Linked DNA regions of Homo sapiens: region 2 is linked to region 1. Evidence: read pairs that join two places in POLR2A ChIA-PET (ENCODE). Cell type or tissue: MCF 10A. All regions are shown on one strand. Links, peaks and the distances in the headings refer to the core of each region. The heading gives the core; the rest is flanking DNA.

What was found. Peaks named below come from ENCODE experiments on the same cell type or tissue, not always from the same donor. Only the 100,000 strongest peaks of a DNase experiment are listed, where the experiment ranks them.
Region 2: POLR2A ChIA-PET joins it to region 1 with 5 read pairs; 7 of 35 experiments call an interaction of 5 or more read pairs at or near these places.

Annotation. Positions count from the first base shown.
Region 1 is chr10:23,319,759-23,322,683 of GRCh38, forward strand. C10orf67 (chromosome 10 open reading frame 67) reads right to left here. Exons shown (of 16, transcript NM_001371909.1): 3 at 2,636-2,779; 4 at 983-1,057. Among named protein-coding and RNA genes, the nearest start is that of C10orf67-AS1, 23 kb to the right of the region's middle. In MCF 10A, for the core only: no CTCF peak of the experiment used is centred there; no DNase peak of the experiment used is centred there.
Region 2 is chr10:23,373,950-23,376,874 of GRCh38, forward strand. No RefSeq gene overlaps it. Among named protein-coding and RNA genes, the nearest start is that of C10orf67, 31 kb to the left of the region's middle. In MCF 10A, for the core only: no CTCF peak of the experiment used is centred there; DNase peaks (open chromatin) are centred at 242 and 1,612.

The DNA of each region.
Region 1 (2,925 bases), core at 175-2,674:
CTCCTCCAAAATCTCACAGCCAACTCACCTTCAGGTCTCATTGGTTAGGGACCTGACTTTGCCTATGTCTGTGCTATAGCTGAAAAGGGAGCTGGAAGAGGAAGAATCTAGCACTTTGGCTTCTATAGTTGGAAGTGCCCCTGTCAGTAAAAAGCAGTGGGGAGAATGTGCAGTGGAGAGAATGACATTTGAGTAGGCGTCACCACTGTCTGCCACAGGTACAGGTGACCATTCATGCATTTAGCAATCAGCAGCTGGTTGTTAATTACGTACCAGTCACAGCGCTAAAGGCAGAACCACAGCAGAGAGTAACACACAGGAGATCCTTAAGGTTGACAGTCTGGCATGGAACGGAGATACTTCACAAGCAATTACATAATTAAATACAGATGTGTTGAGTGCTATGATAAGAAACTTGTAAACAGTGCCCAAAAAGAAGTATGCAAAAAATTTATTTATGGAAGTATATTGAAATGCGAAGTGAGAATATAGTTATAAATGCTAAACAAAGCACAGAGTCTTTGCTGAGTCTAAGAAAACCACTAAAGGCAGGAATTTTCCCATTGTGAAGGAAAATGAAGCATGTGTCTGGCAGATAGAAATGTCCCTGTCATTAGAAAAGTTAATCCACCAAGGGTCAGAGACCATTCACTGGAATTTACTACAGATTCTCTGAACTCTCTCTTAGGACCATCTGACCTTAGTCTATTCAGCTATGGCCTCACCAAATAAACTTTGGATTACTTTGGTACATGCCCAGGTGTCCTGAATACCAGATTAGAATTTTCCAGTTTCTGGAAAGCATTATAATGTGAGCATAAACAGTCCTAGGCCTGATCCCTCTAAGGTGACCTGAAAATCGAGGAAACAGGCCTTCAGAGCTGGAAACACAGACTGGGAAGCCAAGGTGATCCCCACTCCTTGCACACAGCAGCTGAAGCTAGCCTTGCCCACAACTACGGCACCAGAAACAGAAACTCACCTGGTACATTCCTTTGATAACAGCTATGGCATCAGCTAACTGCTGATTGAAGGATTTTCTCATCTTATCCTCATTCTGCAAACAAAAATAAATGCAATAAGCACCATAATGTATTTCCAAATATGACCCACACCTACTAGGGAGGGACTCATAGTAAAAAAACATCATCTGAATCATCACAATCTATTGAAAACTTCAGTTCATAATCATTTCTCCCACCCTGCAGCCGTTATGACACATTTTATTTTTACTTATACTCAACCAAAAGCAATAGAGAGATCATATAGATAAAATATATACAGATAATTTGAACACTTCATTTCATTTTTCACTTGAGTAAAGTCTTTCAGTGCCTTCCTAGAATTGCTTTTAAAAGTAGTAAAGTCTATTTGTGATGCCTATCTTCTTCTAGTCCTTGTACTTTTTGAATGGAATATGCTCATGAAAAGAAATCTATACAGCTAGTCTGCAAACTAGAGTTATTTTCCGATTAATCAAATGATTTGATTAGATCTGTTTAGATTAACAATAGAAGAGAGTGCATTAAAAATAATACCCATGATTCTCATATCAATTCTGATTTCAGCATGGAGTATAAACAAGAAATAGGCTTTATACTTTTCTAAAAAAAATTTGTTTTTTAATTTATTTTGTAGAGATGGGGTATTGCTTTGTTGCCCAGGCTGATCTCGAACTCCTGGGCTCAGACTATCCTCCTGTTTCAACCTCTCAAAGTGCTGGGATTATAGGCCTGAGCCATCGCCTCCCAGCCTCAAATAGGCTTTAGAGTCAGATGGTATTGAATTTAAATATCATTGCTCCCTTTAACTATCTGTCTGACCTTAAGCAAGTTACTTAACCTTGGCAAGCTGTTTCTTGATCTGTAAATCACGGACAATAGGATTTCCATTTTAACATTTTGAGAGATTTAAAGAGTAAATATATTTTAAGGGCTTAGCATGGTACTTAACATGGTGTGGTCAGCAAAAGATGGTTTTTGTTTGCTTGTTTTTATGGCACAGAAATAATAGTAATGTCCGTTTGTTTTGTTTTTTGGTTTTCTGAGACGGGGGTCTCGACTTGTCACCCAGGCTAGAGTGCAGTGGTGTGATCATAGCTCACTGAAGCCTTGAACTCCTGGGCTCAAGTGATTCCCCTGTCTCAGACTCCTAAGTAGCTGAGGACTACAGGCCTGCAACACCACATCTGGCTCATGCTTTTATTCTTCGTAAAGACAGGGTCTCACGATGTTGCCCAAGCTGGTCTTGAACTCCCAGCTTCAAGCCAGCATCCCACCCTGGCTTCCCAAAGTGGTAGGATTAGAGGCATGTGTGCTTGGCCTCTCCTGTTTTTTAACTGGTGACCTTGAACAAGTTAATTAGCCTTTCTGTGCCTCAGTTTTCTCATCTGTAAAAGAGGGAAAATAATTGTGCCTACTTCATAAGGTAAATGTGAGAATTAAATCAGTTCATATGCTAAGTACTTACACAAGTCCCTGACACATAGTGAAGCTCTGTGTATTAATTACCACATGAGACACAACTAATGCAAATTACACTGCCCTCACAAGTTACTAAATTCTAAACTGCACTGCATACACATCTAAGCACAGTATCAATCCACATAAAACAAAAGAAATAAGAGAACATTTACCTGTTGATAATGCTTTTCAATTTCTAGGATCCTGTCATGCAGAATGGTGAAGAGACTCAAAGATTCCTCTTTCAGTCGGTCCTCAAACTTCAACTGAAGCAATTGTTTGAGGAACCCAAAATCTACCTGGAGGGATTTCATCATCTAAAAATGGAAAATATTATCCTTAGCGAAGTAACACAGGAACAGAAAACCAAATACTGCATGTTGTCACTTGCTAAGTGGGAGCAAAATGATGAGAACTCATGTGCACAAAGAGGGGAGCAACACACACTGGGGCCTACTTACGG
Region 2 (2,925 bases), core at 218-2,717, 54 kb after region 1:
CACTTACACCAACCAGTTTAAAGACCCCCAACAGAGGAACCAAATAAGCATGAGAATACAGCTTCTTCATCTCCCTGTCCCGCAACTTTACCCTGTACTCTAGAACCAATCAACAATCTCCACACTTCAGCCCACTCCAAACCCCTTGAAAACCCTATCCCCAAACTCCTTGGGGAGATTGGTTTGAGGTTTCCTCTTGTCTCCTCATTTGGCAGCCCTACAATGAAACCTCTTTCTCTGATGCAACCTGGTGTCTCAGCACATTGCTTTGCACATTGGGCAACTGACCCATTATGTTACAGTTTTACCCTATTATAATGTGTTACAATTATATCTCCTTCTGCTGCTAAATCACACACTCTTTGAAAGCAAGGACTTCTGGGTATCCCTAACAGTTAGTACAGTGCTTAGCCATGCAGGGTAATTGTGATCACCCAACAGATTCTTCCTGCCTGCTGCACAGACAAAATCAATCCATTGAGCCCACAGCACTGCAGTAGAGAAAGAGTTTAATTGATGTGAGGCCAACCCATGCAGGAGAACTGGAGCTATCACCCAAATGAGTCTCCCCAAATGCTTGGGGGTTAGGGTTTTTATGGACAATTTGGTGGGAAGGGGCTGGGGAATGGGTGATACTGATTGGTTGGGCTGAGTCCACTTCTGGGTCAGGTCACAGGATCCATTGAGTCATGAGTCACAACCCCAGGTGGAGTCAGTGTGAAAGATAGCTCAAAAAAACCAATTCTAGCTTCTATGACAGTGACATTATCTACAGGAGCAATTGGGAAAGTCATCAATCTTGTGACCTCTAGCCACATGAACCCTGAGCAGTAAGGGATTGTAGAAACTATACCTATCCAGAGGCCAGTTTTGGTAGTTTGTGCCTGTAATCCCAGCACTTTGGGAGGCCAAGGCAGGCAGATCACCTGAGGTCAGGAGTTCGAGACCAGCCTGGCCAACATGGTGAAACCCTGTCTCTACTAAAAATACAAAAATTAGCTGGGCATGGTGGTATGTGCCTGTAGTTCCAGCTACTTGGGAGGCTGAGGCAGGATAATCACTTGAACCCTGGAGGCAGAGGGTGCAGTGAGCTGAGATCGCACCATTTACACTCCAGTCTGGGTGACAGAATGAGACTCCATCTCAAAATAAATAAATAAGTAAATAAATAAAAGAAACCATGCCTATCTTATTGGAATCCAGGCCCCTCTCTATAAGCCTAACATTGTAGCCTTTCATTAGTTTTACAAAGATGGCTTAGTTTTGGAAAGGGCTATCATCTTTGCTTTAACATTAAACCATAAACTAGATTCCTCCCAAAGTTAGTTTGGCCTACCCAGGAATGGCCAAGGACAGCTGGGAAGCCAGAAGCAAGATGGAATCAACTATGTCAGATTTCTTACTGTCTGTGACATTATGATATATATTGGATTTCACCCATGGTTCCTGGCTCATACATAACTCCTGTAGCCTCTGTTACAGCCTTTTGTTAGAATGTTGGGTGTGCTAGGCCTCAGAGGCAGGTCTCTGACCTTCTCCTGCCCTCCTTTCACTCTAATGTGTCATGTCCACCCCCGCAACCATCACCAACCCCCTCACCTGCCTTTCCAATTGTTTAAGACCCTCCCAGGAGAACATCCCACGCTATGCCCTGAGGGAAGGAATGCTGATGTCATGAAGCTTCCATAAAAATCCAAGAGGACAGGGTTCATTGAACTTCCAGATAGCTGAACAGTAGAGGTTTCTGGAGACCAGCACCCAGGGAGGGCATGGAAGCTCTGCGCCTGTTCCCCCTTACCTTTCCCTACACACGTCTTCATCTGTGTCCTTTGCAATATCCTTTATAATAAACCAGTAAACGTAGGTAAGTGTTTCTCTGAGTTCTGTGAGCTGCTCCCTCCAATTAATTAAACCCAAAGAGGGGGTTGTGGGAACCCCAACTTGAAGCTGGTTTGTCAGAAGTTCCAGAGGCCTGGACTTGTGACTTGTGTGTGTGGAAGGGCAGTCTTGGGAACTGAGCCCACCTGTGGGATCTGATGCTATCTCCAGGTAGATAATGTCAGAACTGAACTAGAGGAAACCCAGCTGGTGTCCACTGCTTGGTGTGTGGGGAATGCCCCTCCGACATTTGGTCACAGAAGTCTTCCCCTGTGTTGGTGATTATTCTGGTGTGAAAGTAGAGGAAAAACAGTTTGGGGAGAGTGTTTCCCTACACATTGTCATAATTTTGCAAAAGCAGTTTTATAATCACTAAATGCTTATTGAGTAAATGACTGATGTGAAACTTGTAAATATGACTTATTCTAGCTGATGGTCAAAATCCGCAGTGTTAGCAGTTAGTATGACGTCATACCTTCTGATACATCTTCTTTAATGCCACAGCTCCAATAGGGATAATATTGAAACACTCACAGCTTTGTGGGACTTTGCTTTTTCAGTTCCTCTCAGACCCAAGGGATGGAGCTGGGTTTCCCAGAAGCAAAACAACTGAAGAGGAACTTGTCTATTTGACCTTTTAGTTTGAGGCCTGCTCATATGACAAGCTCATGGCATAAAATAGGAATTTCCAACTATATAAGAAATACCAATGCTTTATCCAACTTGTTACATGAACACATACCCTTCCCCCACAGACACATACCCACATACACCACACACGCACACACACAGTGTCACATGTGCAGCATACACAGAAATGACTCCTCAATTTCTGAAAGGGGCAAGAGGCATTTGGCCTTCAGAAGGGAAGATAAAGGGGAAATCAAGTCTTATTAATTTAAAAGTTTTTGAGACGGTAAATAAGTATAGACAGGGGTAGAGAGACTGTATCTATTGTTCAAATCCCCAGGGCCTCTGGTAAGAAGATTTTAATAAGATCTATAAAGATCCCCTCAGCTCTAATGACTTACTATTGTAGGATTTCAC